Linked DNA regions of Homo sapiens: region 2 is linked to region 1. A link is an interaction called in ENCODE POLR2A ChIA-PET data of the cell type or tissue named here. Cell type or tissue: Panc1. All regions are shown on one strand. Each heading gives the region's core, and the rest is flanking DNA. Links, peaks and the distances in the headings are about the cores only.

Region 1 (15,499 bases), core at 6,061-8,560:
TGCAGCCAGGGACCGAGTTCCATCCTCACACCCAGCACAGCGTAGACTGACTGAGACCCTGGACTCCGGTTTCAAAGCCCTCTTCCATTTTTGCAGTGTCTGCTGCCCCCTGGTGGCTGCTCCGAGCAGGTGTCCTGAATCCCTCCAGTTGCCGCCAGGAGCCGAGATGTTTCCCAATCAATGGCCCTCCCTCCTGCCTGGTCCCCGGGAGGGGTGAGGGGATAAGGGATTACCCGGCTACCCTGCCCCACCTGTAAAATCCCCTGAGCCTAATTTCCCTCTTGGTCAGTTCCAGTAGCAAGAGAGATGCAAGACAGAGAAGGATGTAATTATGCAGTAAACATTTATTAAGCACCTACTGTGGTCTAGACACAGATTTCAGATATGGGTGAGACATGATATGGAGATGAAAAGAACCATGAGAAATAACTAGCCAGGGCTGGGTGTGGCAGCTAACTCCTGACCTCGTGATCCACCTGCCTCGGCTCCCAAAGTGCTGGGATTACAGGCGTGAGCCACCGTGCCCAGACCATCTTCTCATCTGGGCCTCTGGGAGGCCGAGGCCAAGGCGGGCAGATCACCTGAGGTCAGGAGTTTGAGACTAGCCTGGACAACATGGTGAAACCCCGTCTCTGCTAAAAATACAAAAATTGGCTGGGCATGGTGGTAGGTGCCTGTAATCCCAGCTATTTGGAGGCTGAGGCAGGAGAATTGCTTGAACCTGGGAGGCAAAGGTTGCAGTAAGCGGAGATCACACCACTACACTCCAGCCTGCGCAACAAGAGCAAAACTCAGTCTAAAAAAAAAAAAAAAAAAAAAAAAAAAAACCCCATCTCCTCTAAAAATACAAAAATTAGCTAGGTGTGGTGGCACACACCTGTGGTCCCAGCTACTCAAGAGGCTGAGGCAGGAGGATCACCTGAGCCCAGGAGGCAGAGGTTGTAGTGAGCCGAGATCTCATCACTACACTCCAGCCTGGGTGAGAGTGAGATGCTGTCTCAAAAAAAAATAATAGAAAAAGAAATAACTAGCCAAAGTCTCCCACTAAACCGACAGGACAACTGAGGCTAGGGAGGGAAGACATGAGTTCAGTTACACAGAGACAGAGGGAAACCCCAGGTCTCTCACCTCTTTATACAGCACTTTCTCCTGGGGGTCGGAAGCAGGCACCAGGGCAATGTCAAAGACAGCATCGCAGCAGAGGAAAACGTTTGCTCTCCATGGGCCAGCCAGTAGTCTTATATTCAGGGTCTAGGAGTTCAGCAAGAGGAAAAATACAAAGGTTATTGCCCCATACCCCTGGCAAAAAAAATGAATGCTAAGCAGTGGGCACATGAGCCGCTGCCAGGGAGGAAATGAATGTGACTAACTGCTCAATCACGAGTTCTACTTCTGGGATTGGAAGGAAATGTCCAGAATGGGGACAGGGGTTTATATATAAGCTGTTCCATCATTGTTCATAAGAGTGACAAACTGGAAACAAAACAACCTAAGTGTCCAGCAGTGGGGGATCTGGTAAGTAAAGCAGATAATATCCCTTTAGCAGCATGTGCAGCCCTTAAAGGTAGAACTTTTAATGATAAGAAAAAATGGGGCCGGGCACAGTGGCTCACGCCTGTATAATCCCAACACTTTGGAAGGCCAAGACAGATGGATCACTTGAGGTCAGGAGTTGGAGACCAGCCTGGACCACATGGCAAAACCCCATCTCTACTAAAAATACAAAAATTAGCCAGGCATGGTAGTAGGAACCTGTAATCCCAGCTACTCAGGAGGCTGAGGCAGGAGAACCACTTGAACCTGGAAAGCAGAGGTTGCAGTGAGCCGAGATCGCGCCATTGCACTCCAGCCTGGGCAACAGAGCAAGACTCGGTCTCAAAAAAAAAGAAAAAATTTAGCTGGGCATAGTGGCAAATGCATGTAGTCCCAACTACTTGAGAGGCTGAGGCAGGAAGATCGCTTAAACCCAGGAGTTTGAGACTAGCCTGGGCAACATACCAAGACCCTGTCTCCAAAAAAGAAAAAAAGAAAAAAAACACTCATGTTGATACTAAATGGGGACAAACCAGACTACACTTCCACATATCGAGTATGATCATGCGATGCATGTAGTTTAGAAAACAGACTGGAAGGGAATACATGAGAATATTTCACGTGGTTGCTCCTAAGAGACAGTAAGGGTGACTTTCATTTTGATCTTGACTTTTTGTGCTTTTTTTTGCATGCTCCTCTGTGCTCCCATAGTAGGCAAGTATGAGTTTTTTTTAATCGAGGTAAAATTCTCATAACATAAAATTAAGCTTTTTTTTTTTTTTTTGAGACAGAGTTGTGCTCTTGTTGCCCAGACTGGAGTGCAGTGGCGCAATCTCGGCTCACCACAACCTCCGCCTCCTGGGTTCAAGTGATTCCGCCTCAGCCTCCCGAGTAGCTGGGATTACAGGCATGTGCCACCACGCCCGGTTAATTTTTTTTTTTTTAATTTTTAGTAGAGACGGGGTTTCTCCGTGTTGGTCAGGCTGGTCTCAATCTCCTGACCTCAGATGATCCGCCTGCCTCAACCTCCCAAAATGCTGGGATTACACGCTTGAGCCACCGCGCCCGGCACTTCTTTTTTTTTTTTTTTTTTGACAGAGTCTTTAGCTCTGTCGCCCAGGCTGGAGTGCAGTGGTGTGATCTCGGCTCACTGCAACCTCCACTTCCCAGGTTCAAGCAATTCTCCTGCCTCAGCCTCCTGAGTAGCTGGGATTACAGGTGCGTGCCACCACGCCCAGCTAATTTTTGTATTTTTAGTAGAGACGGGGTTTCACCACGTTGGCCAGACTGGTTTCAAATTCCTGAGGTCAAGTGATCGGCCTGCCTCAGTCTCCCAAAGTGCTGGGATTACAGACGTGAACCACCACGCCCGGCCAAAATTAACCATTTTAAAGTGTACAATTCAGTAGTAGTTAGTATAGTCAGTGTTATGCAACCATCATCTCTCTCCAGTTCACACATGTTCATCACCCCAGAAGGAAACCCTATACCCATTAAGCAGTGCTTCTCCTTTCCACTCTCCCCCCAGCCCCTGGAAACCACTGATCTGCATCCTGTTTCTGTGGATTGACCTGTTCTGCACATTTTGTGTAAATGGAATCATATCATATGTGCTACCTTGCGTCTGGCCTCTTTCACTCAGCCCCATGTTTGTAAGGCTTATTCCTGTTGTAGCCCCTGTTAGTGCTTCATTCCTTTTTATGACAAAATAATGTTCCATTGCTATATTACTTTTTAATTGGAAAAGCAATGAAAATTATTTTTAATGGGTCTAAGAGGACCCACTAGGATGAAAGCTACACAGAGATAATGAAGAAGGGGTTACATTGATCTGGCTTTCTGCAGAGCTAGAGAGACTCTGGTGTCGGGAACGCTTCTCTGAGGGCAGAGGGAAGCACCTTTTCATTTACTGGTTAATTGTCATTCCTCAGGGCACAGATCCATCTATTATCCTTGGTTCATGACACACTCTCAGGGCTGCCGCCTGCATGGCCTTCTCTCAGGTGTCTGTGTGTATGTGTGTACACACGTGCATATATATATATGTGTATATATGTGTGTGTATATTCATGCATTCATTCATTCGTTCACTCATGTAAATGACAGAATGAACCTCTGGGAACATATTGCCCAACCCAAGATTTAGAAAATTCCCAATAACTGAGATCTGGCATTTTCCTCCCCATCCCACCCCTGCCTTCCTCTCCCAGAGATGTCTTTCATCCTAAAATTTTGTCCTGTTGTTCCTTTGTGTTTGCCATTTGTAGAAAAGGTTTTTCACTAAATCATATAGTGTTTATGTTATTTGTTATGGAACTTGATAGAAAACATGTGATACCGACCGGGCGCGGTGGCTCACACCTGTAATCCTAGCACTTTAGGAGGCCAAGGTGGGCAGATCATTTGAGCTCAGGAGTTTGAGACCAGCCTGGCTAACATGGTGAAACCCGATCTCTACTAAAAATACAAAAAAAAATTAGCCAGGCCTGGTGGCGAGTGCCTGTAATCCCAGCTACTCGGGAGGCTGAGGCAAGAGAATTGCCTGAACCTGGGAGGCAGAAGTTGAGGTGAGCTGAGATCACGCCACTGCACTCCAGCCTGGGCAACAGAACAAGACTCAGTCAAAAAGAAAAAAGAAAAAAGAAAACGTGATACTGAGTGCCATCTTATTGGACTTGTTTTTGTTGTTGTTGTTGTTGTTATTGTTGTTGTTTTTTGAGATAGGCTCTCACTCTGTTGCCCAGGCTGGAGTGCAGTGGTGCAAACATGGCTCACTGCCACCTCGACCTCCCAGGATCAAGTGATCCTCCTGCCTCAGCTGGGACCGTAGGCATACACCACCATGCCTGGCTAATTTTTTTTTCTTTTTTCTTTTTTTTTTTTTTTTCACTTTTTTGTAGAGTCAGGGTCTCATTTTGTAGCCTAGGCTGGTCTTGAGCTCCTGGGCTCCAGTAATCCTCCTGCCTCACCCTCCCAAAGTGCTGGGATTATAAGCATAAGCCACTGCTCCCAGCCTTCACCTGCTTTTTTCACTCAATATTATGTTATTAGGATTCACACAAAGGGCACGGTAGCTCATACCTGTAGTCCTAGCTACTCGGGAGGCTGAGGCAGGAGAACCACTTGAGCCCAGGAGTTTGAGACCACAGAGAGCTATGATCGCACCTGAGATCGAGCCACTGCACTCCAGCCTGGGAAGCATAGCAAGACCACATCTCTTTTTTTAAAAAAAAAAAAAGATTCATATCTGATTTTGCATAAGGACTTCCTTTTTCACTGCTGCATAGTGTTCCATTGTGTGATCATCCCACTATTTTTTTTTCTAGAGATGGATGTCTCATTCTGTCACCCAGGTCGGAGTGCAATCTTGGTTCACTGCAGCCTCGAATTCCCAGGCTCAAGCAATGCTCCCAACTCAGACCCTGAGGTACAGGTGTGAGCCACCACGCCTGGCTAATTTTTGTATTTTTTGCAGAGACTGAGTTTTGCCATGTTGCCCAGGCTGGTCTCGAACTCCTAAACTCAGACAATTTGACTGCCTCAGCCTCCCAAAGTGCTGGGATGACAGGTGTGAGTCACTGTGCCTGGCCCATCCCACTGTTTTTGATCCATTCTCTGCATGGGCATTTGGATTCATTGCTATTAGAACAAGTGAAGGGCTGGGCACAGTGGCTCGAGCCTGTAATCTCTACACTTTGGGAGGCTGAGGAGGGCAGATCACTTGAGCCCAGGAGTTTGAGACCACCCTGGGCAATATGGCAAAACCCCGTCTCTACAAAAAATACAAAAATTAGCTGAGCATGGTGGCACATGCTTGTAGTCCCAGCACTTTGGGAGGCCCAGGCAGGAGAATCACTTGAAGCCAGGAGTTTGAAACCAGCCTGGGCAACATGGCAAGACCCCATCTCTATGAAAGAAAGGAAGGAAGAAAGGGAAGGGAAATGAGGAAGGAAAGAAATATTTTTAAAGAATTTTTTTTTTAAAACAGAACAAGTGAACAAGCCACTTTTCTGTGCCTTCGTGTTTTCTTTGTCTTTGAACATTTACATGGTTGGATCATTGCCTATGTAAAAGTCAGGTCAGGCCGGGCACTGTGGTTCATGCCTGTCATCTCAGCACTTTGGGAGGCTGAGGTGTAGATCACTTGAGCTCAGGAGTTCAAGACCAGCCTGGCCAACATGGCAAAACCCTGTCTCTACTAAAGCTAAATAGCTGGGCATGGTGGTGCACACCTGTAATCCCAGCTACTCAGGAGGCTGAGGTAGGAGAATTGCTGGAAGTGGGGAGGCAGAGGTTGCAGTGAGCTGAGATCGTGCCATTGCACTCCATCCTGAGCACCAGAGTGAGACTCCATCTCAAAACAAAACAAAACAAAAGTCAGGTCTGTGTTTGCATTGCATTATCCGCATGAGCATGTTCTCTGCATATGCCAAAACCTCACTGTCAACCGAATTTTGGGTGGCTGCCTAATATTCTGCCACAGGGAGGGATCATAATTTAGTTAGCCAATCCCCAGTTGCTGGACACAGAGGTTGCCTGGACACCGTGCTGGCATCAACAGGGATGCTGTGAACATCGTCCCCTGCATGCCGAGCCCTGACCCTGGGCCTCGGGCCGTCCTGTCCCCCTCCCCGCAGGCGAGCCCAAGACCTCGGTGGCCCCGCTGAGCATCGCCAACGGCACGACCCCCGCCAGCACCTCGGAGGACGCCATCAAGAGCATCCTGGAGCAGGCACGCCGTGAGATGCAGGCGCAACAGCAGGCGCTGCTGGAGATGGAGGTGGCGCCCAGGGGCCGCTCGGTGCCCCCCTCGCCCCCGGAGCGGCCATCACTGGCCACCGCGAGCCAGAACGGGGCCCCGGCCTTGGTGAAGCAGGAGGAGGGCAGCGGGGGCCCCGCGCAGGCGCCGCTCCCGGTCCTGTCCCCCGCCGCCTTCGTGCAGAGCATCATCCGCAAGGTCAAGTCCGAGATCGGCGACGCCGGCTACTTCGACCACCACTGGGCCTCCGACCGCGGCCTGCTCAGCCGCCCCTACGCCTCCGTGTCGCCCTCGCTGTCCTCCTCCTCCTCCTCTGGCTACTCTGGCCAGCCCAACGGCCGCGCCTGGCCCCGCGGGGACGAGGCCCCTGTGCCCCCCGAGGACGAGGCGGCGGCAGGGGCGGAGGACGAACCCCCCAGGACGGGCGAGCTCAAGGCTGAGGGCGCGACGGCCGAGGCGGGCGCGCGGCTGCCCTACTACCCGGCCTACGTGCCGCGCACCCTGAAGCCCACCGTGCCGCCGCTGACCCCCGAGCAGTACGAGCTGTACATGTACCGTGAGGTAGACACGCTGGAGCTCACCCGCCAGGTCAAGGAGAAGCTGGCCAAGAACGGCATCTGCCAGAGGATCTTCGGGGAGAAGGTGAGTGCAGGGCGGGCCCCCGGTGTCTGGGCTCTGGGAGAAGATGTCGGAGAAGTAGGATGCCCACCCAAGCAGGCTGGCGGGACCCCAGGGGCCCAGGCCCTTCATTCCTGAGTCCTGCTGTCCCTGGGTCCCGCAGGAAGGAGGGCCACTGTTCTGCTCCGTGGTTGTTAAAACCAGGAAATGCTTCCATCCTGGCCAGCAAACAGCCACTTAACTCCCCTCCTCCAGGCCCCTCCAGATCGCCTGAGGTCCAGCCACTAAAGGGTTAAGTGGCAGGACTTGGTGGCTCACGCCTGTAATCCCAGCACTTTGGGAGACGGAGGTGGGAAGATCTCTTGAGCCCAGAAGTTTGAGACCAGCCTGGCCAACGTGGTGAAACCCCGTCTCTACTAAAAAATACAAAAATTAAGCTGGGCACGGTGGCTCACACCTGTAATCCCAGCACTTTGGGAGGCTGAGGCGGGCAGATCATGAGATCAAGAGATCAAGACCATCCTGGCCAACATGGTGAAACCCCATCTCTACTAAAAATATAAAAATTAGCTGGGCTTGGTGTCCTGTGCCGGTATAGTCATGGCTACTTAGGAGACTGAGGCAGGAGCATCACTTGAACCTGGGAGGCAGGGGTTGCAGCGAGCCAAGATCTCGCTACTGTGCTCCAGCCTGGGTGACAGAACGATACTCCATCTCAAAAGAAAAAAAAAAAAGTGTTTGGGATCAGCCTGGGCAATGTAGCAAGACCCCCATCTCTACAAAATAAAAAAAATTAGCCAAGTGTGGTGGTGCACAGCTACTCAGGAGGCTGAGGTGGGAGAATTGCTTGAACCCAGGTGGTCGAGGCTACAGTGAGCCATGATCACACCAGTGCACTCCAGCCTGGGCAACAGAGCAAGACCTCATCCCCCCAAAAATAAATAAAAATTTAAAAAGAAAGGGTTAAATAAAGCTCACCCTAGCCAGGGGACCTCAGTGTTTCCTGATTGGTTGGTGCCCCTGCAATGCCAGTTTTAAGTGTCACCTCTACCTTTAGCAAGGGAATAGGCAAAGGGCCAGGCAAGCTCGGAGGAGGGAGAAATGACTTAAGTGGGAGGTCAGGGAAGGCTTCCTGGAGGAGGGGGGCACTGAAGGATTTTTACATGTAGGGACATTAGGGAGGGTACTGGAGGGGAAGGGCACAGCAACAGCACATGGCAGGCACCTATGAGGAACAAATGAAGGCCGCCTGGACTCCAACAGAGGGGAGGGGAGGGGATGGGAGGCTGGGCATGGTGGCTCACACCTATAATCCCAACACTGTGGGAGGCTGAGTTGGGTGGATCACTTGAGGTCAGGAGTTCGAAACCAGCCTGGCCAATGTGGCAAAACCCCATCTCTACTAAAAATACAAAAATTAGCCAGACGTGCACCAGCCTGGTACAAGTCCCAACTACTAAGGAGGCTGAGGCAGGAGAATCATTTGAACCTGGGAGGCGGAGTTTGCAGTGAGCTGAGATGGTGCCACTGCACTCCATCCTGGGCGACAGACAAAGCGAGACTCTGCCTCAAAAAAAAAAAAAAAAAAAAAAAGGTTGGGGAGGAGAGTGAGGGCCAGGCCCATGTCCCAGGGGCCTGCTGACCTACCCCCCTGGCCCGCCCCTCGCAGGTGCTGGGCCTGTCACAGGGCAGCGTGAGCGACATGCTGTCCCGGCCGAAGCCATGGAGCAAGCTGACGCAGAAGGGGCGGGAGCCCTTCATCCGCATGCAGCTGTGGCTCTCTGACCAGCTCGGCCAGGCAGTGGGCCAGCAGCCTGGTGCCTCCCAGGGTGAGTGCGGGCAGGAGCATCTCAGGGGGTGCTGGCAAACTTCCCACCTGCGCAGTGGCATGTCCGCCTGGCTTTACTGCCCGAGTCTACCTATCTCTCCCTCCCTGCTGCCCTGGCTTTCATCCCAGTCACTGTCATGGCTGCACTGGAACATGGCGGGGGGTCCTGGGGTTTCTCTGCTCCCCTTTCTTCCTTCCTCCAACCAGAGGGAGGCTTCTAGAAGCTGCACGCCTGATGCACTGGGTCCTGGCTTTAAGCCTCCAAGTGGCTCCATGGTGCTCAGAGCAGGTGGAGAATGTGTTTTGCATGTGGAGTCCCACATCTGGAATTGCTCATCGATCTCAGCTCTGTTTCCTGAAGACCTAGCGTGCAGCCTCAGACTCCTTCTTAGCACAGGGCCTTGGGCAGTGCCACCCAGCTGCCCATGATAGCACGAGCAGGCTGGAGTGTCAGCTTTGCCCGGGTGAGGAAACGGAGGCTCAGAGGGATGCCCAAAGTCCCAGAGTCCGGAAGTGCTAGGGGGAGCCCCAGCTCCCTGCCACTGTGGGGACCAGCGGATAAGTCTGCCAGGGCCCTGGTGAGGCACCTACCCGGGCCCTGCACTGGAATGAGGGCACGTGACTGCAAGGAGAGGACATCAGACCTGCCCACTGAGAAGGGCAGAGACCAGGGGAGGCCAGACCCTGAGTCCAAGGATCTGAGCTCAGTCTTGTCAATAGGACAAAACCATATCTCAGGTTCACAGAAACGAGCCAGGTCAGCAGGCCCATATCAACAGGAATATGGACTGGAAACATAATGTCAAGTGACAAAAGCCTCCATCCCAGTGACAGTGCTTACTATAGAAGCTAACACCTACAGGATGAGACTGCACACTGGTGTAGCTGTATGGCTGCAGACTTATGCATTAATATTTAAAAAGAGGCTGAGGACAGGCATGGGGGCTCACGCCTGTAATCCCAGCACTTTGGGAGGCTGAGGCTGGAGGATCTCTTGAAGCCAGGAGTTCAAGATCAGCCTGGGCAATAGAGGGAGACCGTGTCTCTACAAAATATAAAAATAATCAGTTGGAATGGTACGTACCTGTGGTCCCAGCTACTCGGGAGGCTGAGGCAGGAGGATCACTTGAGCTGTGATCATCCCACTGCACTCCGGCTTGGGTGACAGAGTAAGACCTTGTCTCAGAAAAAAGGAGGCCGAGCACAGTGGCTCACGCCTGTAATCCCAATACTTTGGGAGGTGAAGGCAGGAGGATCTCTTGAAGCCTGGAGTTTGAAATCAGCCTTGGCAACATGGCGAAACCTCATCTCTACAAATAAAAAATTAGCCGGGTATGGTAGCATGTGCCTGTAAGGGTGAGGCAGGAGGATCGCTTAAGCCCAGAAGTTCGAGGCTGCAGTGAGCTATGATCATGCCACTGCAGTGCATCTCACACTGCACTGGGCAAGTGAGACCATCTCTAAAAGAATTAATAAAATGAAATGTATAGGCCGGGTGTGATGGCTCACACCTGTAATCCCAGCACTTTGGGAGGCCAAGGCGGGCGGATCACAAAGTCAGGAGTTCGAGACCAGTCTGGCCAACATGGTGAAACCCCGTCTCTACTAAAAATACAAAAAATTAGCTGGAAATGGTGGCGTGCACATGTAATCTTAGCTGCTTAGGAGACTGAAGCGGGAGAATCACATGACCTGGGAGGCAGAGGTTGCAGTTGAACTGAGATCCTCACCATTGCGCTCCAGCCTGGGCAACAGTGTGAGACTCTGTCTCAAAAAAAAAAAAAAAAGAAAGAAAGAAATGCATAAGGAGGCAGCCCCCCAGCTGGGGAGGGAGGTTGCACTGGGCAGGGAGGGGGCCAGGAAGAGGCAGGGCGTGGTGACTTTGCTCTGCTCCTTTCCTATTCTTTTTTTTGTTTTGTTTTGTTTTTGTTTTTGTTTTGAGACAGAGTCTTGCTCTGTTGCCCAGGCTGGAGTGCAATGGCATGATCTCGGCTCACTGCAACCTCTGCCTCCCGGGTTCAAGCGATTCTCCTGCCTCAGCCTCCCGAGTAGCTGGGGTTACAGGCGTGCGCCACCATGCCCAGCTAATTTTGTATTGTTAGTAGAGACGGGGTTTCTCCATGTTGGTCAGGCTGGTCTTGAACTCCTGACCTCAGGTGATCCACCCACCTTGGCCTCCCAAGGTGCTGGGATTACAGGCGTGAGCCACAGCACCTGGCCCTTTCCTGTTTCTTTAAAACAAGAAGGAAGATTGGAAGTGACGGGGGTGAAGTGTCAGCATCGATTACGGTGATGGGTGGAAGGGAGGGGAGGACTTACATATTGTTGTCTGTATATTTCTATATGTTTTTAATAGTTTATAAATACAATGATTTAAAAACTCCTCTCCATAAGGCTGTAACGAGGATTAAAAGCAGCCATGCTGGCCGGGTGGGGTGCCTCATGCCTGTAATCCCAGCACTTTGGGAGGCTGAGGCAGGCGGATCACAAGGTCAGGAGATTGAGACCATCCTGGCTAACTCGGTGAAACCCGTCTCTACTAAAATTACAAAAAAAAAAAAAAAATTATCCGGGCGTGGTGGCAGGCGCCTGTAGTCCCAGCTACTCAGGAGGCTGAGGCAGGAGAATGGTGTGAATCCGGGAGGCGGAGCTTGCAATGAGCCGAGATCCTGTCACTGCACTCCAGCCTGGGCGACAGAGCGAGACTCCGTCTCAAAAGAAAAAAAAAAAAGCAGCCATGCTAATGCTAATGACCGCTGCCACTTACCACACATAGCACCAAGTGGTCAAAGTGCTTTGTCCTGTAATCTTCATGTCAGTCTCCACCAAAGGGACTGTTTATCATTTCCATTTCACAGATGAGGAAATCCAGGGGCATGGTAGTGCAGTGACTTGCCCAAGGCCATCATCCAGTGAGTGGCAGACCTAGGATGAGCACCCTGGGCTGTGGGCCATCAGGCTTCCTGCCCCCTAGGGTCCCGAAATGTGTCTACCCCAGAGCCTACCTGGGAAAAGACTTCCATCCTTTTTTGTTTATAGTGTTGTGGTGGGGAGGGGTGGGTTTTGTTTATAGTGTTGTGGTGGGGGAGGGGTGGGTTTTGTTTATAGTGTTGTGGTGGGGGAGGGGTGGGTTTGTTTATAGTGTTGTGTTGGGGGAGGGGTGGGTTTTGTTTATAGTGTTGTGGTGGGGGAGGGGTGGGTTTTGTTTATAGTGTGGTGGGGGAGGGGTGGGTTTTGTTTATAGTGTTGTGTTGGGGGAGGGGTGGGTTTTGTTTATAGTGTTGTGTTGGGGGAGGGGTGGGTTTTGTTTATAGTGTGTTGGGGGAGGGGTGGGTTTTGTTTATAGTGTGTTGGGGGAGGGGTGGGTTTTGTTTATAGTGTTGTGGTGGGGGAGGGGTGGGTTTTGTTTATAGTGTTGGGGTGGGGGAGGGGTGGGTTTTGTTTATAGTGTTGTGGTGGGGGAGGGGTGGGTTTTGTTTATAGTGTTGGGGTGGGGGAGGGGTGGGTTTTGTTTATAGTGTTGGGGTGGGGGAGGGGTGGGTTTGTTTATAGTGTTGTGATGGGGAGGGGTTGGTTTTGTTTATAGTGTTGTGGTGGGGGAGGGGTGGGTTTGTTTATAGTGTTGTGGTGGGGGAGGGGTGGGTTTTGTTTATAGTGTTGTGGTGGGGGAGGGGTGGGTTTTGTTTATAGTGTTGTGTTGGGGGAGGGGTTGGTTTTGTTTATAGTGTTGTGGTGGGGGAGGGGTGGGTTTTGTTTATAGTGTTGTGGTGGGGGAGGGGTGGGTTTTGTTTATAGTGTTGTGGGGGAGGGGTGGGTTTTGTTTATAGTGTTGTGTTGGGGGAGGGGTGGGTTTTGTTTATAGTCTTGTGGTGGGGTAGGGGTTGGTTTTGTTTTATAGTGTTGTGGTGATGGAGGGGGTTGGTTTTTGGTTTTTTGAGACATAGTCTCACTCTGTCACCCAGGCTGGAGTGGTGAGCCACTGCGCCTGGTCTGTGGTGTTAGGTTTTAACTAACTTTTTTACTGTAGTAAAATTCACATAACAGCTGGGCACCGTGGCTCACACCTGTAATCCCAGCACTTTGGGAGGCCGAGGCGGGCCGATCACTTGAGCCCAGGAATTTGAGACCAGCCTGGCCAACATGGAGAAATCCCGTCTCTCCTAAAAGTACAAAAATTAGCCGGGTGTGGTAGCACGCATCTGTAATCCCAGCTACTCGGGAGGCTAAGGCGAGAGGATCGCTTGAACCCAGGAAGCAGAGGTTGCAGTGAGCCGGATGGCACCACTGCACTGCAGCCTGGGTGACAGAGTGAGACTCTGTCTCAAACAAAGAAACAAACAAACAAAAATCACATAACGTAAAATGTACCTTTTAAACCATTTTTGAAGTATACAATTCAGTGGATCTAATACATGCACAATGCGTGTGACCATCACCTCTGTCTAATTCCAGAATATTCCCACCGCCCCAAAAAGGAACCCCATACCCATCCAGCAGTCATTGCCCATCCTCCTTCCCCCCAGCTCCTGGAATTCCGCTTTCTTTCTGTCTGGATTTGCCTCTTCTGAATGTTTCATATAGATGGAATCCTGTACTACTTGGCCTTCTGTGGCTGGCTTCTTTCAGTTAACGTGTTTTCAAGGCTCATACAGGCTGTAGTATGCATCAGAATTTCCTTCCTTTTTTATGGCTAAATGATATTCCATTGTATGGATAGACCCCATTTTGACTATTTTGAATAATGCGCCTATGAAAATTTGTGTACATATTTGTGTTTGAACCCCCATTTTCAGTTCTTCGAACATATATCTAGGAGTACAGTTGGCTAGATCATATGGTAACTCTTGTGTTTAACTTACTGAGGAAGTTCAAAGGGTTTCTGTTTCTCCAGGTCCTTACCAACATGGGTTATCTCCCATTTGTTGACGCTAGCCATCCTGGTGGGTGTGTAAGTGGTATTTCACTGTAGTTTTTATTTGCATTTCCCCAATGTCTGATTGTTTTGGTTGTAGATTTTATTGTCATGGAAGGATTTGACCACAGGTAGGATAGAGGTAAGCAGAGAAGATGGAGAATGGTGCTCCTTGTGGAAGGAATGGCACAGGCAGCGGCTAGGAGGTGGGACCATGCACGGCCTGGGAAGGGATGTGAGTAGAGGTGGCGGGGTCCCCTGCTCTCCCAGAATAGGAAGCCAAGGCTAGGCACAGTGCGTCACACCTGTAGTCCCAGGACTTTGGGAGGCTAAAGCAGGCGGATCACTTGAGGTCAGGAGTTTGAGACCAGCCTGACCAACATGGCAAAACCCCTTCTGTACAAAATTACAAAAATACAAAAATCAGCTGGGCATGGTGGCAGGTGCCTGTAGTCCCAGCTACTCAGGAGGCTGAGGTATGAGGATGCTTGAGCCTAGGAGGTCAAGGCTGCAGTGAACTGGAGTGAGTGCCTTCCAGTCTGGACAATAGAGCGAGACCCTGTCTCAAAAACAATAATAATAATGATGAGGGAATCAGGCCTGGAGGTGGCTACTGTAGCTGCTGGCCCTAGGGAGAGAGTGGTGATGGCAGAGCCACCCTCACAGCCTCTGCTTGTTCATAACCCACTGGGCCTGGAAGCAAAAGGGTGTATCCATTGCCCACAAAGTCCCACAGAGTCTGGCTGTGGGGCTGGGTGTCAGGACCTGTCCAAGCCCCGCTTGTGTATGCCCTGGCCACTGGGGCGGGCAGGGACCGGCACTGGAACCCTGACCATACCTGTTACTGAAGTTGAGCCAGATGCCACGGGAGGGTTATAAAGCACGCCCTTATCCCCACGTCCACTGCCAGGCGCAGCCCCGGGTATAATCGGCGCTACCTACCGTGGCAGCATCAGTATTCCAGACCCTTCCATCCGAGGTTTCTCAGAATTCTCAAGCAGTCAAGGAAGCCCTGTCCTGTCCCCATACACAGTCCCTGTCTTCCCTCTGTCTCTCTCCTGATCTCTGTCTCTCTCCTCCAATTTCTTTTGTGTGTGTGTGTGTGTGTGTGTGTGTGTGTGTGTGTGTGACAGAGTCTCACTCTGTCGCCCAGGCTGGAGTGCAATGGTGTGATCTCGGCTCACTGTAACCTCCGGCTCCTGGGTTCAAGCAATTCTCCTGCCTCAGTCTCCGAAGTAGCTGGGATTACAGGCACCCAACTAATTTTTTGTATTTTTAGAAGAGACAGGTTTTGCCATGTTGGCCAGGCTGGTCTTGAACTCCTGACCTCAGGTGATCCACCCACCTTGGCCTCCCAAAGTGCTGGGATTACAGGCATGAGCTACTGCACCCAGTCACCTCCATTGTCTTCTTTCTGTTTTTCTCACTCTGCATTTTTTTGATTCACCTATCTCTCTCTCTCTCTCTCTCTCTCTCTCTCTCTCCCCCTCTCTCCCTCTCTCCCTCTCCCTCTCCTCCCCCCACCCCACTCTCTCTCTCCCCCTGCCTCTCTCACCATCTCTCTCCCCCTCTGTTTGCTCTGTCTCTTCCTCCCTGACCCTCCCTGTCCCTCCAGTGCTCTCTTTTCATCTCTCTTGCACCATCCTTATCTCTCCAGGAGAGAGAGATTTCCCAGGATCTGGAACTTTCTGTAGTAAAATAAGGAAAGTCGCGGGCAGACTGGGATGGGTTGGTCACTCTGCTCTCTCTCCTGTCCCCAGCTGCCCACAGCCCTGTCTGGCACCCCACCCACAAGCCCAGCAAGGCAAGAAGACCCTGCCTCTCCCTGTCGTCGCCTCCCTCTCCAAAT
Region 2 (15,499 bases), core at 4,679-7,178, 1.1 Mb after region 1:
AATACACAACACAGTATATGTGATAGTTCTTTACTGCTTCAAAGCCCTTAAGCCAACATGTACACATTTGTAATACCTTCTAGCTTGCGTTTTCCATTTTCCTCCATTCGTTTCTTTCTGGTTGCTAGAGCTTTTCACCTTGATTTTTTCAGATCGAAACCACCTGCTTCATGGCTGTGTCTCTGGGAATCATTTAGCCTTTTTCTGGTTCTGATTCACTGAGGATACAAATACAATGATCAGATGAACACTGCCCTTTTTTTTGAGAATGGGAATGTCAGCAGCTTTATTTGTTTAGCTTCCTCAGCAAAGCACCTCTTAGAAACTTCAACTGCAGAAAATGTACCACAATGAATGAATGAGATGCACAGTTGCTTACGTGGGCCCCTCAAAATTGCTGGCAATCTCAGATAATTTCACCTAGTGAACGCCCCAAAATATGTGTTGAATGACCTGTCATTAAAATAAAAACGTAGATGAACCCCCTCTTGTGTTTTGTTGCGGTATTGCAAAATTTACAATTCATTAGTTGGGCAAAATACCATGTTAGTTATAAAGTAAATGTTTTTATTAAGTTTAGTTTTGCCATATATAAAATTCTCTGAAATTTGTGCAGCACTTTAATCACAAAGCAGACATTTTTGCAGACACTTAATCTTTTTTTTTTTTTTCTGAGATGGAGTCTTGCTCTGTCGCCCAGGCTGGAGTGCAGTGCCGTGATCTTGGCTCACTGCAACCTCTGCCTCCTGGGTTCAAGCCATTCTCCTGCCTCAGCCTCTTGAGTAGCTGGGATTACAGGTGCCCGCTACCACACCTGGCTAATTTTTTTTTTTGAAACAGAGTCTTGCTCTTTTGCCCAGGCTGGAGCGCGGTGGCATGATCTCGGCTCACTGCAACCTTCGCCTCCCGGGTTCACGCCATTCTCCTGCCTCAGCCTCCCGAGTAGCTGGGACTACAGGCGCCCGCCACCATGCCTGACTAATTTTTTGTATTTTTAGTAGAGGTGGGGTTTCACTGTGTTAGCCAGGATGGTCTCGATCTCCTGACCTCGTGATCTGCCCGCCTCGACCTCCCAAAGTGCTGGGATTACAGGCCTGAGCCACCTTGCCCGGCCAATTTTTTGTGTTTTTATTGGAGACAGGATTTCACCATGTTGGCCAGGCTGGTTTTGAACTCCTGACCTCAGGTGATCTGCTCACCTCGGCCTCCCAAAGTGCTGGGATTACAGGCGTGAGCCACCTCGCCCAGCCTAATTTTTTTTTTTTTTTGGAGACAGAGTCTCGCTCTGTCGCCCAGGCTGGAATGCAAGGTGAGATCATGGCTCACTGCAGCCTTGACCTCCTGGGTTCAAGCAATCCTCCCACCTCAGCCCCCTGAGTAGCTGGGAGTACAGTGCACACCACCATACCTGGCTAATTTTTTTACATTTTTTGTAGAGACAGGGTCTCACAATGTTGCCTCAGCTGTATTTTTTGTTTGTTTGTTAGGCAGTAAATCTTTTAAAGCCTGGCCAACATGGTGAAACCCCATCTCTGCTAAAAATACAAAAATTAGCCAGGCATGGTGGTGCATGCCTGTAATTCCAGCTACTTGGGAGGCTGAGGCACGAGAATCACTTGAACCCGGGAGGCAGAGGTTGCAGTGAGCCGAGATTGTGCCACTGCACTCCAGCCTGGGCCACACAGTGAGACTCTGTCTCAAATAAATAAATAAATAAATAAATAAATAAATAAATAGAAAAATATCTTTATATGTGTTATGTATGTGTGTGAGCCTGTGTATGGGATGAGTTTGTGTGTTTGTATATGTATAAAGTGTGGAAAGACATACACCAAACCATTAACACTGCTGGGGATTGGGATATGGAGTACGTATGCATCAAGGAACAGAGAAAATTACTGTTTGTTATTTAGTTTGTTGCAAGGAACTTGTATTGCTTTTGTAATTGAGAAAGAAATTCAAATAAAGTAATGGCTATTATCTGAATTAATCTCTAAATGAATATATCTTTTTAAAATTAAGATGGAGTTGGCCGGGTGCGGTGGCTCACGCCTGTAATCCCAGCACTTTGGGAAGCCAAGGCAGGTGGATCACGAAGTCAGGAGATCGAGACCATCCTGGCTAACACGGCGAAACCCCGTCTCTACTAAAAAATACAAAAAAATTAGCCGGGCATGGTGGCGGGTGCCTGTAGTCCCAGCTACTCGGGAGGCTGAGGCAGGAGAATGGTGTGAACCCGGAAGGCAGAGTTTGCAGTGAGCCGAGATTGTGCCACTGCACTCCAGCCTGGGCGACAGAGTGAAGACTCCATCTTAAAAAGTAAATAAATAATAATAATAAAATAATTCAGATTGAGGTTTTTTTGTTTTGTTTTGTTTTGTTTTGTTTTTGCTATGTTGCCCAGGCTGCCAGTCTGGTCTCAAACTCCTGTCTCAAGAGATCCTCCTGTTAGCTACCATGCCCGGCCATATAAATGAATATGCCAGGCACTACTCCAGGCATATAAAGATGGGAAGACCGGCCGGACATGGTAGCTCATGCCTGTAATCCTAGCACTTTGGGAGGCGGAGGCAGGATGATTGTTTGAGCCCAGGGGTTTTAGACCAATCTGGGTAACATGGCAAAACCCTGTCTGTATTAAAAAAAAAAAAAAAGGAAGACAATGACTTTGTCTTAAAAGGAGATCATAATCTAAAGAAAGACACAGAACAACAATGACAGAACCCACAATGATGTTGAAATGTGTTAGGTGCTGATAGAAGCATGAAGAGGCAGCCCCAGGAGCATAGGAAAGGAGTCTCTCTTTTATTCTCAAAAAGTGAAAGAATGTTTTCTGGAGGAGCTGCTTAAGTTGGAGTTTAACCTTGCATGACTGTTTTCCAGGTGGAGAAGGGTTTGAAGAGTATTCCAGGCAGTAGGAACTAAATTTTGGAAGACAGGGATGCAAGAAACAGCTAGAAGCCTTTAGAAACTGCTAGATTATGTGAGGGTGTTGGCACAGGCCATATCTAGAACGGACTGATGTGCTAAGGGAAGGAGTTCAACTTAATGCTAGAGGGTTTGAACCTCCTTCATACAACAGGGGAGGGGAGTGACGTGATTAGATTTGTATTTTTAAAAGATTATTCATTCTAGCTGCAGAGTGTGCAGAATATAGGAAACACTAGGAAGGTAGTAGTTCCTGCACTCAAAGAGCTAATAGTTTACTTTGGAAAAGAGACAAATGATAGCCAGCTTTTATCAAGTGCTGACTTTGCCAGACACTGTTCTGAGTATTTCACAAACCTATCCTATGGTAGGATTTTGATTCCTACTTTGCAGAGAAGGAAACAGACACAGAGGAGTCAAATGACTTGCTTATAGACACCCAGGCAGCTAGATCAAGAACTTAATTGGCAGCCAGGCGCCGTGGCTCACGCCTGTAATTCCAGCACTTTGGGAGGCCGAGTCGGGTGGATCACGAGGTCAGGAGATCAAGACCATCCTGGCTAATGCGGTGAAACCCTGTCTCTACTAAAAAAATACAAAAAATTAGCCGGGCGTGGTGGCAGGTACCTGTAGTCCCAGCTACTTGGGAGGCTGAGGCAAGAGAATGGCGTGAACCCAGGAGGCGGTGCTTGCAGTGAGTCGAGATCACGCCACTGCACTCCAGCCTGGGAGACAGAGTGAGACTGTCTAAAAAAAAAAACAAAACAAAAAAAACCCACAAAACTTAATTGGATGCTTCCTATATGATACGGCTCTTAGATTTATAGTGTAGCATGTTAGGTTCTAAGGATAGGTGTCTTGGTGACCATCTGACCTGCACTAGAGAATCGGGTGAGGCTTGTATTCCAGAGGAAGTGGCTCCTAGCCTGAGATCAGAGGCATAGAGTTGATGTGGAGGACAGTCAGGAAGAACCCTCTGGGGAAAGAAAGCAGATTGTTAAAAGGCTCTACGCTGGGAAAGAATATGGCATATTGAGGGGAGCTGAAAGTCATTCAGCATGGCTGGGTCATAGAGAATGAAGCGAGTAGTGGGGAGACGGGGTGGTGAAGTGATTGGGGACCAGAGTTAAAAAAACTCTGGTGCATTGGCTCACGCCTGTAAATCCAAGGCCTTGGGAGGTCAAAGTGGGAGGACTGCTTGAGGCCAGGAGTTCAAGGCCAGCCTGGGCAACATAGCAAGACCTTGGGTCTAAAAAAATTTTTTTAAACTTTTTTTTGGGCCGGGCATGGTGGCTCACGCCTGTAATCCCAGCACTTTGGGAGGCTGAGGTGGGTGGATCACTTGAGGTCAGGAGTTGGAGACCAGCCTGGCCAACATGGCGAAACCCTGTCTCTACTAAAGATACAAAAAAAATTAGCTGGGCATGGTTGTGCGTGCCTGTAATCCCAGCTACTTGGGAGGCTCAGGCAGGAGAATTGCTTGAATCTGGGAGGTGGAGTTTGCAGTGAGCCGGGATTGCGCCACTGCACTCCAGCCTGGGTAACAGAATGAGACTCCAACTCAAACAAAACAAAAAACTTTTTTTTTTTTGTAGGGACAGGGGTCTTACTCTGTTGCCCAGGCTGTTCTTGAACTCTTTGGGCTCAAGAAATCCTCCCACCTAGGAGTCCCAAAACACTGGGATTACAGAGGTGAGCCACCACATCCAGGGGGATAAACCTTTTTTTTTTTTTTTTGGACTTCATTCTAAAATCAAGGAGAAGCCATTGGTGAATTCAATGTAGGGAGTGACTAGTTTTGCAGTTTTTTTTTTTTTTTTTTTTGAGATGGAGTCTCGCTCCGACGCCCAGGTGGGAGTGCAGTGGCGCAATCTTGGCTCACTGCAAGCACCACTTCCTGGGTTCAAGCAATTCTCTTGCCTCAGCCTCCTGAGTAGCTGGGACTACAGGTGCCTGCCACTGCACCCAGCTAAATTTTGTATTTTTTTTTTTTTTTTTTTTTTTTGAGACAGAGTCTCGCTCTGTTGCCCAGGCTGGAGTGCAGTGGTGTGATCTTGGCTCACTGCAAGCTCCACCTCCTGGGTTCACGCCATTCTCCTGCCTCAGCCTCCCGAGCAGCTGGGACTACAGGTGCCCACCACCACGCCCAGCTAATCTTTTGTATTTTTAGTAGAGATGGGGTTTCACTGTGTTAGCCAGGATGGTCTCGATCTCCTGACCTCGTGATCCGCCCGCCTCAGCCTCCCAAAGTGCTGGGATTACAGGCGTGAGCCACCGCGCCCAGCCCTAAATTTTGTATTTTTAGTAGAGATTGTGTTTGACCATGTTGGCCAGGCTGGTCTCAAACTCCTGACCTCAGGTGATCCACCCACCTTGGCCTCCCAAAGTGCTGGGATTACAGGTGTAAGCCACCGCACTTGGCCACAGTTAATTGTATTTTTAGTAGAGACGAGGGTTCACCATGTTGGCCAGACTGGCCTCAAACTCCTGACCTCAGGTGATCCACCTGCCTTGGCCTCCCAAAGTGCTGGGATTACAGGCATGAGCTACCGCGCCCCGAGTGACCCGCCTAGTTTTGTAGTTTAGATTACTCTGGCTACTATGTGGAGATTGGATTAGGAAGTTTAGGCCTGCAGGCCTGAGATCAGTTAAAATGTAGCTTGTCATCTAGCTGGCCAGGATTTAGGGAGAGGGACAACTGCTTGTTAAATGGCTCTTATGTGAATTAAATTGGCATATATTAAAGGTGATCTTTGTAAGGAGCACATGATGCTGAAGCAGTTAGCACACAGTATGAGACTCACTTGTATATGAATGAAATGGGCAAGCATTAAAAAAATGAGGATTTTGGAGCTATACAGATATGGGTTAAACTTATGGCTCTGCCATTCACTAGATCTGTAGCCTTTATTTATTTATTTTTGAGAAAGAGTCTCACCCTGTCACCCAGGCTGGAGCGCAGTGGTGCAGTCTGGGCTCACTGCAACCTCTGCCTGTCCGGTTCAAGCAATTCTCCCACCTCAGCCTCCGGAGTAGCTGGGACTACAGGTGTGCGCCACCAAGCCCGACTAATCTTTGTATTTTTAGTTGAGACGGGGTCTCACCATGTTGGCCAGGCTGGTCTTGAACTCCTGACCTCAAGTGATCTGCTCTCCTTGGCCTCCCAAAGTGCTGGGATTACAGGCGTGAGCCACCACGCTCAGCTAGATCTGTAGCCTTCAATGAGTCATATGCGCATCAATCAAGTAAAAGCTCTACTCTTCTCAATCTGGTCTGAGCTACCATTATTCCCAGACCAGAATACTATAGTATTCCGTATTTTGACTGGCTTCTCTGTTTCTGGCCTTGCTCTCTTGCTCGAGCTTCACAGAGTGTCCAAAGTAATACTTCCGTACCACCCGGCCCGGCTTTTTTTTTTTTTTTTTTTTTTTTTTTTAAGAGACATGGTCGCACCATGTTGCCCAGGCTGGTCTTGAACTCCTAGGCTCAAGCAATCCTCCTGCCTCAGCCTCCCAAAGTTCTGGGATGAAGGCGTGAGCCACCATACCTGGCCTGAGTGCAGTGGCGCGATCTCGGCTTTCAGCAGCCTCGACCTTCCAGGCTCAAGCAATCCTCTCACCTCAGCCTCCCGAGTAGCTGGGACTACAGGCGCGCGCCACCACGCCCGGCTAATTTTTGTATTTTTTGTAGAGATGGGATTTCACTATTTTGCCCGGGCTGGTTCCCAACTCCTGGACTCAAGCGATTCGCCCGCCTCAGCCTCCCAAAGGGAAGTGCTGGGATTTCAGGCGTGTGCCACCGCTCCCACCCCAAAGTAGTATTTATTGTAATTATTATTATTATTTTGAGACGGAGTCTCGCTCTATTGCCAGGCTGGAGTGCAGTGGCGCGATCTCGGCTCAATGCAACCTCTGCCTCCCGGGTTCAAGCGATTCTCCTGCTTCAGACTCCCAAGCAGCTGGGACTACAGGCGCCCCCCACCACGCCAGGCTAATTCTTGAATTTTTAGTGGAGACGGGGTTTCACCATGTTGGCCAGGATGGTCTCGATCTCTTGACCTCGTGATCCGCCCACCTCGGCCTCCCAAAGTGCTGGGATTACAGGCGTGAGCCACCGCGCCCAGCCTATTATTATTTTTTTAGGCAGTGTCTTGCCCTGTCGCTCAGGGTGTAGTGCAGTGGCGTGATCACGACTCACTGCAGCCCCGACTTCTCGGGCTTAAGTTATCTTCCCGCCGCAGCCTCCACGCCCGGTTAGTTTTTTGCATTTTTTGTAGAGATGAGGTCTTGCTTTTTTGCCCAGGCTGGCCTCGAACTCCTTGGCTTAAGCGAACCTCTTGCCGCAGCCTCCCAAAGTGTTGGGATTACGGGCGTGAACCACCGCGCCCAGCCTACTATCTTTATCTTACAGAAAGAAAAGAATGGAGGAAACCGAGGCTCGGAGACAGTAGGTAATTTCCCCAAGGTTCCACAGCTAATGAGTGGAGCGGCGATTTGTGGAACGAAATGAATGAAATCGATGTGGCAGCGGGCCCGGACGGGTCGGTGGCGTAGACGCGGAGCGCGCAGCTCACACCTGGCGGCCGCGGTTTCCAGGAGGAAGCAAGGATGCTTTGGACACTGTGCGTGGCGCCTCCGCGGAGCCCCCGCGCTGCCATTCCCGGCCGTCGCTCGGTCCTCCGCTGACGGGAAGCAGGAAGTGGCGGCGGGCGTCGCGAGCGGTGACATCACGGGGGCGACGGCGGCGAAGGGCGGGGGCGGAGGAGGAGCGAGCCGGGCCGGGGGGCAGCTGCACAGTCTCCGGGATCCCCAGGCCTGGAGGGGGGTCTGTGCGCGGCCGGCTGGCTCTGCCCCGCGTCCGGTCCCGAGCGGGCCTCCCTCGGGCCAGCCCGATGTGACCGAGCCCAGCGGAGCCTGAGCAAGGAGCGGGTCCGTCGCGGAGCCGGAGGGCGGGAGGAACATGACATCGCGGAGGTGAGGAGCCCCGAGGGGCCCGGCGCGGGCCTCGGCCCGGCCACCGCCGCGTTCGGTTAGCCCCGTCCGGAAGGGGGCGCCCCGGCCGGGCTTCGGGCTCCCGCCCCGGGTCGGGGTTGGGGGCCGGTTCCCTCCTCGTCCCCTCGCCCTCCAGGGGCCGGGGGCCGGCCCCACCGCGCCCCCACCCCTCGGGTCCCCATTCATTTCCTGCCTCCCCGAGTTCCGGCTGCGGCAGCCCCGGGGATGCCCGTCAGGCCCGGGGCAGGTAGAGCCGCCGAGGGAACCACGGGTGCCAGCGGCCAGGCTCAGCGCCGCATTCCTGACCCATTGCCTCATGAGAATTGCCTCATGGTGATTCCGAAATAACCCTGCTCACTTGGGGAGGCTCCTTGGGACACGAGAGGGGAGTTGCGCGGGGCCGGGCCCCCAGTGGTCTAGTCGTTCTGGCTCACTGTGCCACTTTCGTGCATTTGGGGACTTCACGCAGGACCCCTGACCCTTTTATATGCCTCTTTGTGTCTTCTTTTCCTCCTACCCCTCACGTGCCAGAAATGGAAAAACTGACTGTATCTGCAGCCACTAGAAGTATTTCCTTCCTCTGCGATCTTCGCTTTGGGAGATGGAAAGGAAGGGAGCCGCATCTCGTTATTTAATCCTTCACTGCAACCTTAACAGTCAGGTCACTTTACTGGTACCCGTTTTATGGATGAGGAAACCGAGGCCCAGAAGCAACATGCTAGTAAATGACAAGATTTGAAACTTAGGAGGATTAGTGAGTTAATGAGATCCTTTGAAAGGTCAGGGTAATACTACTACTAATAGCTAACATTTGCTTAGTTCTGACCACAGCCCTATCAGATGGCTACTATTATCCCCATTGTAAAGATGAGTAAACCGAGTTTCAGAGGTTAAGTAAATTGCCTAACCTCACAGCTAGTAGGTGGTGGAGACAGAATCCCTACTTTTAATCACTATGTTGCTTCTATTATTTTGTAACTATTGCTAACCATTTGTAAGCCTTAATTTTGTTGTCAAACAGTAGTGTGACCTGTTGTTTTCAGATAGTGATCCTGCTATTTTGTATAGTCACTCTATATACCACTCACACTTAAGACCCATTGTCTATTCTTTTCCATGATTGTTCAATTATGGTCACTGTCTCAGACATTTAAAAAACGATTCAAGCTATTGAGGCTATTTGAATGAGATTTTCTTTTCTTTTTTTCTTTTTTTTTTTGGAGACGGAGGCTCACTCTGTTGCCCAGGCTGGAGTGCAGTGGCGCAATCTCGGCTCACCACAATCTCCGCCTCCTAGGTTCAAGCGATTCTCCTGCCTCAGCCTCCCAAGTAACTAGGACTACAGGCGCACCACTATGCCCGGCTAATTTTTGTATTTTTAGTAGAGACAGGGTTTCACTATGTTGGCCAGGCTGGTCTCAAACTCCTGACCTCGTGATCCGCCCGCCTTGGCCTCCCAAAGTGCTGGAATTACAGGCGTGAGCCACCGTACCCAGCCTGAATGAGATTTTTCAAAATATTAGGAATGTCTCCTCCAAACACACCTGGCATGTTATTCATACATGGATCTGGAATTTAAAAAGGGGAGAAAAAGAAAACTGAGAACTCGTAGGAAGTGAGTGACTTGGACAGGTCGGTTGGCAAGTGCTTACAGATCTGGGTAATATATAACTGCATTTCAACAGAACAGTGTATAGCCTCAAATGTTCTAATTCTTTAGGGAGCTTTTAAATAAACAGTTGTCTATTCTTTAATCTGTCAAATAGTCATTGAGCCTTTTGTTCCTGGTGTCTGCTCTTCCAGACAAGTAAGGATCTGCTGCTTTAGGAGACATCAGACGGGGCTGGGGGTTGGGAAAAGGTCTGGGTAGTAATAGACCCTACATTGTCCAGTTTGTTCATTTAGAAGCATAGAAGTGTGGGCATAGTCAAAGTAGCAAGTGGTAAAGATGACAGTTTGAAATGGAGTAATTCCTTCTCCCCTCCAGCCCTGGTATTATGCACCACCCAAAAAGCCGGGTTATGAACATAATACACATAATTTTGAATGATTCATTATTTTTTGGATTATAAGCCTGTTTTATTTGTTAACCAGCCTTAATGAGGTATAAATGACATGCAATTAATTGCATATATTTAAATGTACAATTTGATCAGTTTTGACATACATATACACTTGGGAAACCACCACCATAGTCAAGATAATGAACACATCTATCACCCCTGGTAATTTTGCCTTATGTTCTTTATAATCCTTCCTTTGTTCTTAGGCAGCCACTATTCTGCTTTCTGTCACTATGTATTAGTTTGCATTTCCTAGAATTTTATTTTTAAAAATTTTAAAATTGTTTGAATAGAGATGGGGTCTCACTGTGTTGCCCAGGGCAGTCTCAAACTCCTGGGTTCAAGTGATCCTCTCACCTTGGCCTCCTGAAGTGTTGGGATTATAGGCATGAGACACCCTGCCCAGCCCTAGAATTTTATTATTATTGTTATTATTGTGTTTTTTTGAGATAGGGTCTCACTTTGTTGCCCAGGCTGGAGTGCAGTGGTGCAATCACTGCAGCCTTGTTTTCCTAGGCTCAATCCATCCCCCCTCCTCAGCTTTCCGGTTACTGGGGCTACAGGTGTGCACCACCACACCCGGCTAATTTTTGTATTTTTTTATAGAGACAGGGTTTTGCCATGTTGGCCAGGCTGGTCTCAAACTCCCGGGCTCAAGCGATCTTCCTGCCTCGGCCTCCCAAAGTGCTGGGATTACAGGCATGAGCTATTGCGTCCCGCCTTCAAATTACTTTAACCTAGTATTAATTCATTCAACAGGAAGTTAATGAGCCAGGCAGGATAAAGCAGTAAGATAGGAAAATATTGCTATTTTCATGGCTGAGAGAGAGCAGACAAACACATGACTAAATAGGGCAATTTCAGGTAGTAATAAATTCTAGGAGGGAAAAAATCCCACAGAAATGTGAGGATGGGAGAATGCAGTTAGTTTTGATAGGTGGTTTAGAGAAGGTGATCGTGTGAGCTGACACCTGAATGACAATTAGTAGTCTGAATTTTGTTTTGCTTAATTATCAAAATAACTCCTCTTGGGTTCGGCTTTTATATGCATCCAGTAATTAAAATGTAAGTATATTCAATGTACTGATATCTCTCAGCATCATAGGTAGGAAAACTAAGGCATTCAGCAATTAAGTGACTCCTCCCTTGATCATGTAGCAGTGATAGTACTGGATTTAGATTTTGAGGTTGCTTCTCTGCCCTTTTCTGCCTTTGTGAAACCAACAAAGCTGCCTGTATTTTCCAACTCTTCCTTCAGCATGTGGTACCTCCTTTACATCTGTTTTTGTTGCTCTGAAATCCATACGCGACGATGAGCTGAGAGGGGCAGAAAATTGAGCTTGTTCTGAGACTGGAGGCTTTTGGTTTATCTCTTGCAGGTCAAGTACATTTTGTCCTGGGCTCTCCCTGGTGGCCACGTTTGTTTATCTCCTGCGGGAGTAAATAAACTTGCCTTGCTGAAAAATAACAGTTCTGTGTCTTTGCAGTGGAAACTGGGATGTCTTTATTAACGTTAGGTCCTGATGTAAGGCCAAGTTTTTGGTTAGAGTTGCTCAAGTGCAGAGGCCACTGCTAAGATGACTTACCCCTCGTGTCCATGGTCAATGTGGAGACTGTTATGAGTGGCACATGATGCTGGAAAAGCAGAGCCAACTCATGTTTGTAATTGTCCTAGCAGGCCGTGGTGTACTTTGTTAGGCAGCCACAGAACAATAGAGAAACTCAGCTTATTCCCCTTCCCTCTGGGAAACACAGACAGTACTTGCCATCCAACGCCAATGTTTTTAAGGAAGAAAGAGGCAAAAAGTGATGTTGGCAAGGTCTCTGGGAGTTGTGGACCCCAACCAAGGATTGGAGACCCTGAAATGGATTCAGATGCCCTAAAATGCAGCCCAGTTCATTACTATGAATTTTGGAGGACTTTGTGCCTTGAGCAAATGTGTATATGTGACGCTCTTTGACAACACTGAAATAGGAAAAATACTATCCATGTTCGCGAGGAGCACTGAATTTAGAGAGGGAGACAGACTTTTATGCCAGCATCAAATGAATTTGATAAAGCTAGTACCAAAATGAAATTTGAAATTTTTTTTTTTTGAAATAGAGTCTTACTCAGTCACCCAGGCTGGAGTGCAGTGATACAATATTGGCTCACTGCAACCTCCACCTCTTGGGTTCAAACAATTCTTGTGCCTCAGTCTCCTGAGTAGCTGGGATTACAGGTGCGTGCCACCATGTCTGGCTAATTTTTATATTTTTAGTAGGGATGGGGTTTCACCATGTTGGCCAGGCCGGTCTTGAACTCCTGGCCTCAAGTGATCTGCCCACCTTGGCCTTCCAAAGTGCTGGGATTATAGGCATGAGCTACCACACAAGCCTGAAATTTGAAATGTATTGGTATAGAATATACTGTTTAGAATGTATGTGTATATATGTATATTTGTATACTCATATAAACACAAATACACATTGTATGTGTTTCTGTAATATGTATATCTGTCTACACATACATGTATATACACACATACAATGTCTTTTTTTTTTTTTTTTTTTTTTGAGACAGGGTCTTACCCTGTTGCCCAGGCTGGAGACTGCAGTGGCATAATCTTGGCTCACTGCAGCCTCGACCTCCTGGGCTCAAGTGATCCTCCCATCTCAGCCTCCTGAGTAGCTGGGACTGACTACAGGCACGTGGCATCAAACTTGTCCAATTTTTCTATTTTTTTGTAGAGTTAGGGTCTTGCTCTGTTGCCCAGGCTGGTCTCAAATTCCTGGGCTCAAGCTGTCTGCCTGCCTCGGCCTTCCAAAGTACTAGGATTACAGATGTGAACCACTGTACCTGGCCTTTACAATGTCTATTTTAAAGATAATGGTTCAAGTTTTTATCATCCCACTGGCCTACTCTAATGAAACATCTATCCATTCATTGAAGAATTATTTATGGTGGGATAACTCTGTGCCAGGTACCGTGCTAGGCATTGAGTATTCCAGGTTTTAGGAAACAGCACATGCAAAAGTGCTGAAGTGGGAGAAGATCTCGGAGTGATTGAAGGCTAGGAGAGAGCAAGTGTGGGAGCTGTGAGGCTGGGAAGGTGGGAGGTAGGTGGGAGCAGACCACATAGGGATTCTTAATGTCTTTAGTGTCATGTGGACCATGGAGAGGAGTGTAGATTGTATTTTTAGAGCAATGCAAAATCATAGAAGGATGTGATCGGGGGAGTGGCATGAGCTGATCTATTTAAAAATATTTCTCTGGCTGCTGTGAAGGAAGGATTGTAGGAGGCAGGAGTAGATTCAGGGAGATGAGACAAGTGATGAGAGAGGCTTTGAACTTGGGTAAAAGTAGTTTGTGGAAAGTCTTTTTTGGAGGTAGTTTTTGTTTATTGCCTTGTCATCAAAGCAGAGATGCTGACCAATGAAACTCCATGAGAAAATAGTGATTTATAAAGACATATCTATGCACTGCCATTAAAAAGCTGCTTGGAAAAAAAGGATAAAAAGCTGCTTTAACAACTTTTTTTTTTGAGATGGGGTCTTACTCTGTCACCCAGGCTCACGACCTCAGCTCACTGCAACCTCTGCCTCCCAGGCTCAAGCATTCTCCCACCTCAGCCTCCCGAGTGGCTGGGACTGCAGGCACACGCCACCATGTCAGGCTAATTGTGTGTGTGTGTGTGTGTGTGTATGTGTGTGTGTGTGTGTGTGTGTGTGTGCTGGGACTGCAGGCACACACCACCATGTCAGGCTAATTGTGTGTGTGTGTGTGTGTGTGTGTGTGTGTGTGTGTGTGTGTGTGTGTGTGTATGTAGAGATGGGGTTTTGCCATGTTGCCCAGGCTGGTCTCAAAATGTTGCCCAGGCTGGTCTCAAACTCCTGAGCTCAGGTGATCCACCCGCCTCGGCCTCCAAAGTGCTGGAGATTACAGACGTGAGCCACTGTGCCCACCTAACAACTTTAAAAAAATTTTGACATTTAGTAGGATATTTATTGCATTATTGTTGAGATGGCAAAATATTGGAGACAACTGAAATGTTCATCAGTGGGGGGGGCTAGTTAAATGAAATACAGTGTAGCATGCATTAGAACACTTTTCAAGAATTTAACTTTTTTTGTAGCCTTTTACTTATAATGCTTGTCCCTATTGATGCCTTTTTTTTCAGCATGACTTACTCTTTTACTATAGGATATTAAAATTTAATTAGATTAGAAATGAGGAATATTCTTGTAATCTGTAGAAAGTAACAAACTATAAACTTATTCCCCAAGAACAAATATAATAATTTTTCTGGAGTAGCAGGTAAGAAAGATATAAATTTATATGTATACAAGAAACTGAAATTAGACTTTATACATTTAAAGGTTACAAGTGCAGTTTTATTACATGAATGTATTATCCAGCATTGAAGTCTGGGCTTTTAGTGTAACCAGCACCTGAATAACATACATTGTACCCATTAAGTAATTTCTCATCCCTCAAACCCCTCCCACCCTGAAATTAGACTTTGGATCCCTAGTTTAAATTCCACCCCTCTCTTTTTTTGAGACAAGGTCTCACTCTGTCACCCAGGCTGGAGGGCAATGTTGCAATGATAGCTTACTGTAGCCTCAACCTCCTGGGCTCAAGGGATACACCCTCCTCAGCCTCCTGAGTAGCTGGAACTGCAGGCGTGCACCACCACATTCAGCTAATTTTTTGATTTTTTTATAGAGATGAGGTCGGAACTCCTGGGCTCAAGCGATTCTCCCCAAGTGCTGGGGTTACACACATGGGCCACTGCCCCCAGCCTAAACCTCCTTTCTCAGTATAGCAGCCTTGAGATGAAGTTCCTGAAATTACTGGCCAGCTTGACTGTTTCCCCACATCACTGGAGGAGGGGGATGCATAGATAAAACAAAATATTCAGCATCATTGTATTTTCTTTTTGTTTCATCAGCATCTTTTTTTAAAACTCACTTGACATAAGTCCCTAGCCTCAAAGAGTAAAGCCTTTGCAGAATCTGCATTCAGATTTCGGGTGTGATTTCCTGACAGATAGTTCAGGTTTGTAAACTCTTTTTTTTTTCTTTGAGACAGAGTTTCACTCTTGTAGCGCAGGCTGGAGTGCAGTGGCACCATCTTGCCTCACTGCAACTTCTGCCCCCTTGATTCACGCGATTCTCCTGCCTCAGCCTCCTGAGTAGCTGGGATTACAGGCATGCGCCACCACACCTGGGTAATTTTTGTATTTTTAGTAGAGATGGGGTTTCACCATGTTGGCCAGGCTGGTTTTGAACTCCTGACTTCAGGTGATCTACCTGCCTCAGCCTCCCAAAGTGATGGGATTACAGGTGTGAGCCACCGCAGCCGGCCAAAACTTTGTTTTTTTTCCTCTTTTTGTTGCTGAGAAATGTAAACTCTTACAGACACAAATTATGTCTCCCATTTTTTAAAACCCACTCAACACAGGGGTCATGTGTAATAGGCCCTGGAGCTTATTTTAGACATTGATTTGAGGCTCTTTTCCCCAAGTGCTGGTT

Evidence for each region. Peaks named below come from ENCODE experiments on the same cell type or tissue, not always from the same donor. Only the 100,000 strongest peaks of a DNase experiment are listed, where the experiment ranks them.
Region 2: POLR2A ChIA-PET joins it to region 1 with 13 read pairs; 2 of 35 experiments call an interaction of 5 or more read pairs at or near these places.

Annotation. Positions count from the first base shown.
Region 1 is chr12:111,313,842-111,329,340 of GRCh38, forward strand. It overlaps CUX2 (cut like homeobox 2), which reads left to right. Exons shown (of 22, transcript NM_015267.4): 17 at 6,171-6,934; 18 at 8,580-8,739. It overlaps LOC105369983 (a long non-coding RNA gene), which reads right to left and starts at 6,321. Exons shown (of 4, transcript XR_945341.2): 1 at 6,232-6,321; 2 at 1,129-1,251. In Panc1, for the core only: no CTCF peak of the experiment used is centred there; no DNase peak of the experiment used is centred there.
Region 2 is chr12:112,411,225-112,426,723 of GRCh38, forward strand. PTPN11 (protein tyrosine phosphatase non-receptor type 11) reads left to right here and starts at 7,723. Exons shown (of 16, transcript NM_002834.5): 1 at 7,723-7,901. The coding sequence starts at 7,888. It also overlaps a transcript of RPL6 not described here. RefSeq lists enhancers at 6,280-6,928, 6,929-7,576, 7,351-7,610, 7,577-8,224 and silencers at 7,598-7,949, 7,661-8,230. In Panc1, for the core only: no CTCF peak of the experiment used is centred there; no DNase peak of the experiment used is centred there; H3K4me3 peaks cover 409 bases; H3K27ac peaks cover 192 bases.